3 separate regions of the Homo sapiens genome follow, and regions 2 and 3 are each linked to region 1. A link is a loop called in an ENCODE intact Hi-C map of the cell type or tissue named here. Cell type or tissue: Calu3. All regions are shown on one strand.

Region 1 (2,500 bases):
ACTTATACTCTTGAGAGCAACTGAAACTAAGGTCCCACAAAAATCCCAAGTGGCTGCGCATAGTAGAAGCCTGTGTTGAGACATCTTAGACACAGAAAGCAAGCAGAATCTCATGTGAGAAATCTTGGAACAGATGCCTTAGAACAGAGTGCAGTGGCACAATCATAGCTTACTGCAGCCTCGACCTCCTGGGCTCAAGGGAACCTTTCACCTCAGTCTCCTAATTCACTGAGACTACGGGCACTTACTACCACATCTGGCAACTTAAAAAATTTTTTGTAGAGACAGGGTCTTGCATTGTTGCCACAGCTGGTCTCGAACTCCTGGACTCTAATGATCCTCCTGCCTTGGCCTCCCAAAGCACTGGGATTACAAGTGAGAGCCCAGCCTCCTGAGATTCTTTATTTAATGGTGGCTAATCATTCTCCCAAGGAACACTAGAGAGATTTTTTAGCTTTTAAACAAAATGTGAAGCTAAACTGAAAGCGAAATAAGAATATGATCACTTTTGTCAGAATAAATGATGAAGACTCTTGAGCATTTCCAGATTATTTTTGAAGAGGACAGTTTATTTTTAGAACACATCTTTTATTGTTAACTACAAATTCAATTAAGCCTAGAAAAAGCCCCAAATGGCCAAATGATTATGGGCCAAAATTATTTACTTATTTATAATATTTTTATTTCTAATATGTTCTGAATTTATAGCATATCTATTTAACATAAATGATAAGATTCATTTTCTGTTCATATTCCTGAACGAAATAGAAATATTAGAAATATTTCTGAAAATATATATCAGCCTGACTTTTATTCCTTGCCTTGTTTTCTCTTAGAACGTTATAAACAATAAGTCTATGAATAAGTAGTTATTAAGTGTGTGCTAGGTTTAAGATATTGTGTGATGATTACATCCTTGGAGGTAAAGTGCAATTTCCTGAGATGTAATATAAAACTTTAAAAAAATGATGACGTTCTGGCACTTGAATTACTAAGCTTTCTATGTATACAAGTTAGTGTGTACTCATACAACCCTGATAGATTTTAATATTTTACTAATTAGTAGAACAAAATAATTCTCTGTGGAAATAATTCTATCTCAGTATTGCTTGATGACAAAACTCAACCTCAGGTCTACAAAGATATTTAGAATATATGATTCAGAAGCTACAATAAGTCAACGGTTATTGGCTTGGAAATGAACTATAATGCAGACAACAATAAAAGCGTTCAAATATGGTTTGACTTGGTGAATTTAGTTACTATGTGATATTGGTATTTAGTGAGGAACTGGTTTACCATAGGAAATTATTTTTAAGCCAAAACACAAAGCAAATCAATATTTTTGCTTCTATGGTATTTTACAAAGGGCATTTCTACTTCACCACAATCAATTTTGCCAACCTGCTAATGCCTTTGACCCTGATCCGAGAACCTTTTGCTTGAACTTGGTGTCCCAAGTAAGATAAATATGGTCGTAAATGTGGTTTGTGGAGGGCAAAGGGACAGCCAGCCTGAGCTTAACCAACCAGTGCTAAGTGTAATATTATGGTGTAGAAGAGGAAAGAGGAAACATGCCAACTCAGAGATGAAAGAATTTCCTGTGCTTCACTCCTCAAAGCATTCGAAATTATTGAGTTGGCTCCTGATATACAGGAAAATATTCTAAACTGGAAAGTAATTTGTTTGACAGTATTTCCCCCCATGGTGAAAACCCATGAAAATAACCCCTATGTATTATAATATATAGGGTGAAAGTTGATATCCTATATCTCTAGTAATATTTTCCTTACATGAGGAAAGTCTCTGGAGTCTTGATAATTAAAACTACCCCATAATACTGACAAAGTGGATGTAGGTTGAGATTTTCCACCACATAAGTACTGGCTTAGTTTTATTGCCTGAAAAAAAATGTACTTTTTTTTTCATAAGTGAGTTTTTCTACATTTACTCTGTGCCAGTTCTAACATTTATTTTTATTTTATACAAGTTTTTATTTTTTTCTCATATAATTAAATTCAGATTTTTTATTGGTTGGAGTTGACTGCTTGGAAATTTTTGTCTTCAAAATGATTCCTGCAAATAACCTCTGACTGGTCTTGTTTCTGCATTGAAGAGAAGGTAGGGTTTAGATGGAGATGAAAGATAAGAAGGAAGTGTTGCTGACAAACAAAATCACTTTCATCATGGTGTTCCCACAGTTAAAAACTAAGTATATGTTAAAGCTTATCTCAAAAAGTACTATCTCATTTATTTGCCAAGGCATTTTTTTCATCCACAAACAACTTTATTTCTTTATTTATCTCTTGCTTTTTGTAATCTATTTCCCTACGAGTACTTATCCAAACTTATGTTTTTTTCCCCTCTGAAACTTTTCACATGATTTTCCTCCTGCCTAACATGCCTTTTCTTCTGCTTTCTGCCTGTTCAAATCTTACATGTTCTTCCAGGCCTTGCTGAAGCCTAGATAAAGCTTTCACAGACAAATCCTGGCCAAGCA
Region 2 (2,500 bases), 810 kb after region 1:
TATTGTTTCCTTTGACCCTGTGAACATAATGATGTCACTAATGTTTGACTCTTTCTCTAACTGTAAAATGATAGGTTCTAAAAAATTTTGCAGCTGTAAACATAATTTTCTGGGAGAGAATTCCCAATCTTGTCATCTTTCCACTCACTGGAAAGACTGTTTTTAGTTTTGACCAAACTTTACATCTGTTTCGGTTGACTGTCCCCTTCTGGAAATTTTCATCTCTACTGTCCTCTCTGACTCATTCTCTTTACCTTGTTTTACAATATTTACTCCTATTCAGTTAATTGAGATAATTATTCAGTTTCCTTCTGCCTTTTGGATACTCTGTTTAATCTAAATCGAGGTTGGTTGCGATGGCTCATGCCTGGAATCCCAGCACTTTGGGAGGCCGAGGGGAGTGGATTGCTTGAGCTCAAGAGTTTGAGACCAGCTTGGACAAAATAGCAAAACCCCACCTCTACAAAAAAACATGAAAGTTAGCTGGGCATGCTGGCACACTCCTGTAGTCCCAGCTACTGGGGAGGCTGAGGTAGAGGGAACACTTGAGCCCAGGAGGTAGAGGCTGCAGTGAGCCAAGATTATGCCACTGCGCTCAGTCCTAGGTGACTGGGTGAGAATGTCTCAAAATAATAATAATAATCTGAATTGTACACTGGGTTCTCTTTTTCCCTCATTGTTCATAGTCTTTCTGGGCAATTACATTTACTCTCATGGATTAAACTACTTTCATTTACCAATAATTTCCTAACTTGCAGTTTATGCCCTTCTGGGTTTCTTATTTTCTATTAAACTACTGGCTTTATTGATTGCACTTAGATCTCACCAGGTTGTAAATAAAAAATTGATATTTTCCCCCCTTTTCTCTACCTCCCAAATTTGAACCACCATATTTCTTGTCAATTAATTGCATCACTAATCAGCTAAGCACAGCAGAAGGAAACATGTCAGCCTCTTCTATTTTATAATACTCTCATTGGATCTCACTTACCTCTTTTCCGGGCTTCTCATCTCTTCTAAGCTTACCTTCTTGAAAGCACAGAATATGTACTATTTCTATATCCTCACTTACCATTTACTTCTTTATCTTAATTGAACTTGTGGTCCCATTACTATACCAAAAGTATCACGAAAGTCATCAAAATCTTCCCTGTAGAAAGAGGCATTCATGTTTGAAGGAAACTTACACGAGTGTCAAAATGAGCACAAAGCAAAACCAAGCCTGGGAATTAACATAAACAATATAGGATATTGAAATAGTAGACTCTCCAGATTAAGATACATCAAACATTAAGTAAAGAGTTTTTATAACCTGAGCACCATTCTGGATAGATGTGAAAAAGAGGGATGTCAACAGAGAAGAACAATAAATTTAGCTGCTATGGGAGTGGGAAGGATAGAGGTAAGGGCACCAGGTTCAGAGAAGGCCTCATCCAAAATGTTGTCAAATTCAATTGTGACTTTTCAGTCACCTTTTTGGATTTTTTTTTTTTTTTGGCTTGCACCACAGCTAAGAATGAATTATTTTTCAAAATTTTCACAAGCTTGATTTCTAATAAGTTATTTTTTCTAGTCCTTTGCTATTTATTTCTACCTGCCTTTTAAATACAGGTGTATGCTAGGGCTTCATCCTTGGCCATCCAGCTGATCTTCCTACCAACACTCTGTCACCCAGGCTGGAGTCCAGTGATGTGATCTTGGCTCACTGCCACCTCTGCCTCCAGCGCTAAAGAGATCCTACCACCTCAGACACCCCAGTAGCAGGGACTCCAGGCATGTGTTACCATGCCTGGCTAGATTTTGTAGAGATAGGCTTTCTCCATGTTGCCCAGGCTGGTCTTGAACTCCTGTGCTCAAGCAATCCACCCACCCATCTCGGCCTCCCAAAGTGCTGGGATTATAGGGCTGAGCCTCCACTCCAAGCCTATTTTCATATACTAATGATTTCCAAAGAAATAACTCCACTTAGGTCCTTTTCTCCTAATATTTCATTTACCCTCTGCTTTCCCTCAGGTCTTTCCAACTAGACATATGTAAAACAGAAACCTTTACATTCCACGTCTGTTTTCTATCCTCAAACCTCTCTTACTCCTCACTAACTCTTCATTCAAGCCAGGAATTGAAAGGCCTTCTACGCACTACCGTCTGCCTAATTTCTCATAATCAATCTATTATGAAGTGTTGCCATTTCTCCCACTTATATGTGCCTGGTTTCAGTTCTACTGTTACTGCTCAGTGTCACACTCTCTAGATCTCTCTTTTGGATCAAGATTTTTTAAAAACAGTATTGAATGCTTTTAATAATTCAGACACTAGGCTAACACTTTATCTGTACCATCCCAAATCTGATATAATCCTTACAACATTCCGATGAGATAGGATCTGTTATTATCTGGATTTCACTAAGAGTGACAGAGCCAGGTCAGTGACCTAGATTGCTCTGATTCAAGAGCCCCACTGGTAACCTCTACATGGTATTGGCCATCCTACTGGAAAGGGC
Region 3 (2,500 bases), 270 kb after region 1:
GATAAGGGATTAATAACCAGGATATACAAGGAACTCAAAAACTCAATAGGAAAAAAATTAATAATTTGATTAAAAATGGGCAAAAATCTGAATAGACATTTCTCAACAAAAACATACAAATAGCAAGCAGACATATGAAAAGCTGTTCAACATCAATGATTGTCAGAGAAGTACAAATCCAAACTACAATGAGATATCATCTCATCTCAGTTAAAAGAGCTTTTATTCAAAAGACAACTAATAAATACTAGTGAAGATGTGGAGAAAAGAGAATGCTTGTACGCTGTTGGTGGGGATATAAATTACTGCAATTACTATGGGGAGTGGTACTGAGGTTCCTCCAAAAACTAAAAAAATAGAGCTACCATATGATCTAGCAATATCACTGCCAGGTATAAACCCAAAATAAAGGAAATTAGTATAGAAAGAGATATCTGCACTCCCATGTTTATTGCAGCACTATTCACAATAGCCTAGGTAGGAAGCAATCTAGGTGTCAATCAACAGACAAATGCATAAAGGAAAATGTGATTCATATAACAATGGAGCACTATTCAGTCACAAAAAAGAATGAGATCCGTCATTTGCAACATGACTGGAACTGGAGGACTTTATGTTAAATAAGTTGAGCCAGGCACAGAAAGACAAACTTCCCATATTCTCACTTATCTGAGAGAGCTGAAAACTAAAACAAGTGAACCTTTGGAGATAGAGAAGAATGATGAGGGTAGGTGGGGGGTAGGAGGGGAAATGAAGATGGTTAATGGGTTTAAAAATATAGTTAGAATGAATAAGATATAGTATTTAATAGCACAAAAGGGTTAGTCCCGTCAACAATGATTTCTTGTGCATTAAAAAAAACCGAAAGACAGCCCGATGGCTTATGCCTGTAATCTCAGCACTTTGGGAGGCCAAGGTGAACGGATCACTTGAGACCAGTAGTTTGAGACCAGCCTGGCCAACATGGTGAAACCCCTTCACTACTAAAAAAATACAAAAATTAGACAGGCGTGATAGCAAGTGCCTGTAATCCCAGCTGCCTGGGAGGCTGACGCAGGAGAATCACTTGAACCCAGGAGGCGGAGGTTGCAGTGAGCCAAGATTATGTTACTGCACTCCAGCCTGGGCGACAGAGTGAGACTCTATCTCAAAAAATATATAAAAATTAAAAAATAAAAAACAAAAATAACTAAAGAGTACAATTGAATTGTTTGTATGCACAAAGTAAAGGATAAATGCTTGAGGCAATGGATACTCCATTTACCCTGTATGCCTGTATCAAAATATGTCACCTCATAAATATATACACCTGCTACGTATCCACAAAAGTTTTAAAAATTTCTTTCAATTATTAGACAATTTAGTGAATAATTTTGTACTCATGAATGCCTGGTCAAAGTTATTTTCCTGTGGGGAATATTCTTCAGGAATATTTGACTAATATTAATTTCATATTTAATAATTTAATATTAAATTAATATTTAATATTAGCATTAAATGTTCCTGAGGAATATTTCTAATTATGATTGTAAAGAATTAAAAGTGCACCATACATTTGCTTTCTTTTAGGCTGGGAAGTATGCAGGACCTCCGTTTGCAGAGCACAACCTTGCAGCAGCATGACAAATGCTGAGGATGCCTGCGTGTGAAGCTGCATGTTTTATGCATGTCACCAGGCCAGATCAAGTCTTAGCATGTCATTACCAATGAGTTGTGAAGCTGAAGGAATCTTTTCTAAACTATTGATTCTAAAGAACAAGTTTTGATCAACTCTACTAGAGGAATGTCTGAACTAGTTTTCTATTCTCTCTGTAGAAACAGACATTACAAAAATCATTGTCATGGGGAGGCTAAGCAAGGACAATGTAATCCAACAGTGTAGAAAAAAGTATTAGGAAATTAACTGTTCAGAATATTATGCCATGTTGATTTTAATTTTATTTGTAGTATCCATCAGTTTTACATTTAATAATTTACAGTAAATCATTTTTCTCATTTTAATTACATATTTATGTGTGAACCTAATTAAATGAATAAAAGTTAGATTTTAAATTTAATTTTTTTAAATTGTGCTTGTTGCATATGATGGTTCCTTGCTTTCCTTTTCTTTGTTAATTCACTTTTTACAAGAGCATTTTGAAGTTTTTCTCTTCTTTCTTCAGTTGCAATCGTGACAGCTTTGACTCAAAATTAATTCATTGCTTAAAACAAATGCCCCCGTCATCTGTTTTATTTTTTAATCTATAATGTTCAAATGCATTTATCAAACACATCCGTGGTTTGCCCACTGTTTCCTGTAACATTTGACATTCCATCAGCTTTAGCATCTTCCATAGACTTTTCCGTGCCCTCTCGATTGATAGCCATATAATTTTTCTTCTTAATCAGACACAAAGCAGCCTTATATTATCGTCACAGAATAGGAATTCTAGTTTTGAAATTTTGACATTGAACAGTGTTAGTATTTCCTGTTGATAAATTATGACTAATCCTATAACAC

What was found. Peaks named below come from ENCODE experiments on the same cell type or tissue, not always from the same donor. Only the 100,000 strongest peaks of a DNase experiment are listed, where the experiment ranks them.
Region 2: it touches region 1 in a loop (11-fold over the local background); 1 of 110 quality-filtered maps calls a loop at or near these places.
Region 3: it touches region 1 in a loop (4-fold over the local background); 1 of 110 quality-filtered maps calls a loop at or near these places.

Annotation. Positions count from the first base shown.
Region 1 is chr3:88,296,922-88,299,421 of GRCh38, forward strand. All of the region lies in intron 1 of LOC105377202 (a long non-coding RNA gene), which reads left to right. Among named protein-coding and RNA genes, the nearest start is that of CSNK2A2IP, 40 kb to the right of the region's middle. In Calu3, no CTCF peak of the experiment used is centred here; a DNase peak (open chromatin) is centred at 1,480.
Region 2 is chr3:89,102,016-89,104,515 of GRCh38, forward strand. No RefSeq gene overlaps it. Among named protein-coding and RNA genes, the nearest start is that of EPHA3, 4.4 kb to the right of the region's middle. In Calu3, no CTCF peak of the experiment used is centred here; no DNase peak of the experiment used is centred here.
Region 3 is chr3:88,571,196-88,573,695 of GRCh38, forward strand. No RefSeq gene overlaps it. Among named protein-coding and RNA genes, the nearest start is that of CSNK2A2IP, 230 kb to the left of the region's middle. In Calu3, no CTCF peak of the experiment used is centred here; no DNase peak of the experiment used is centred here.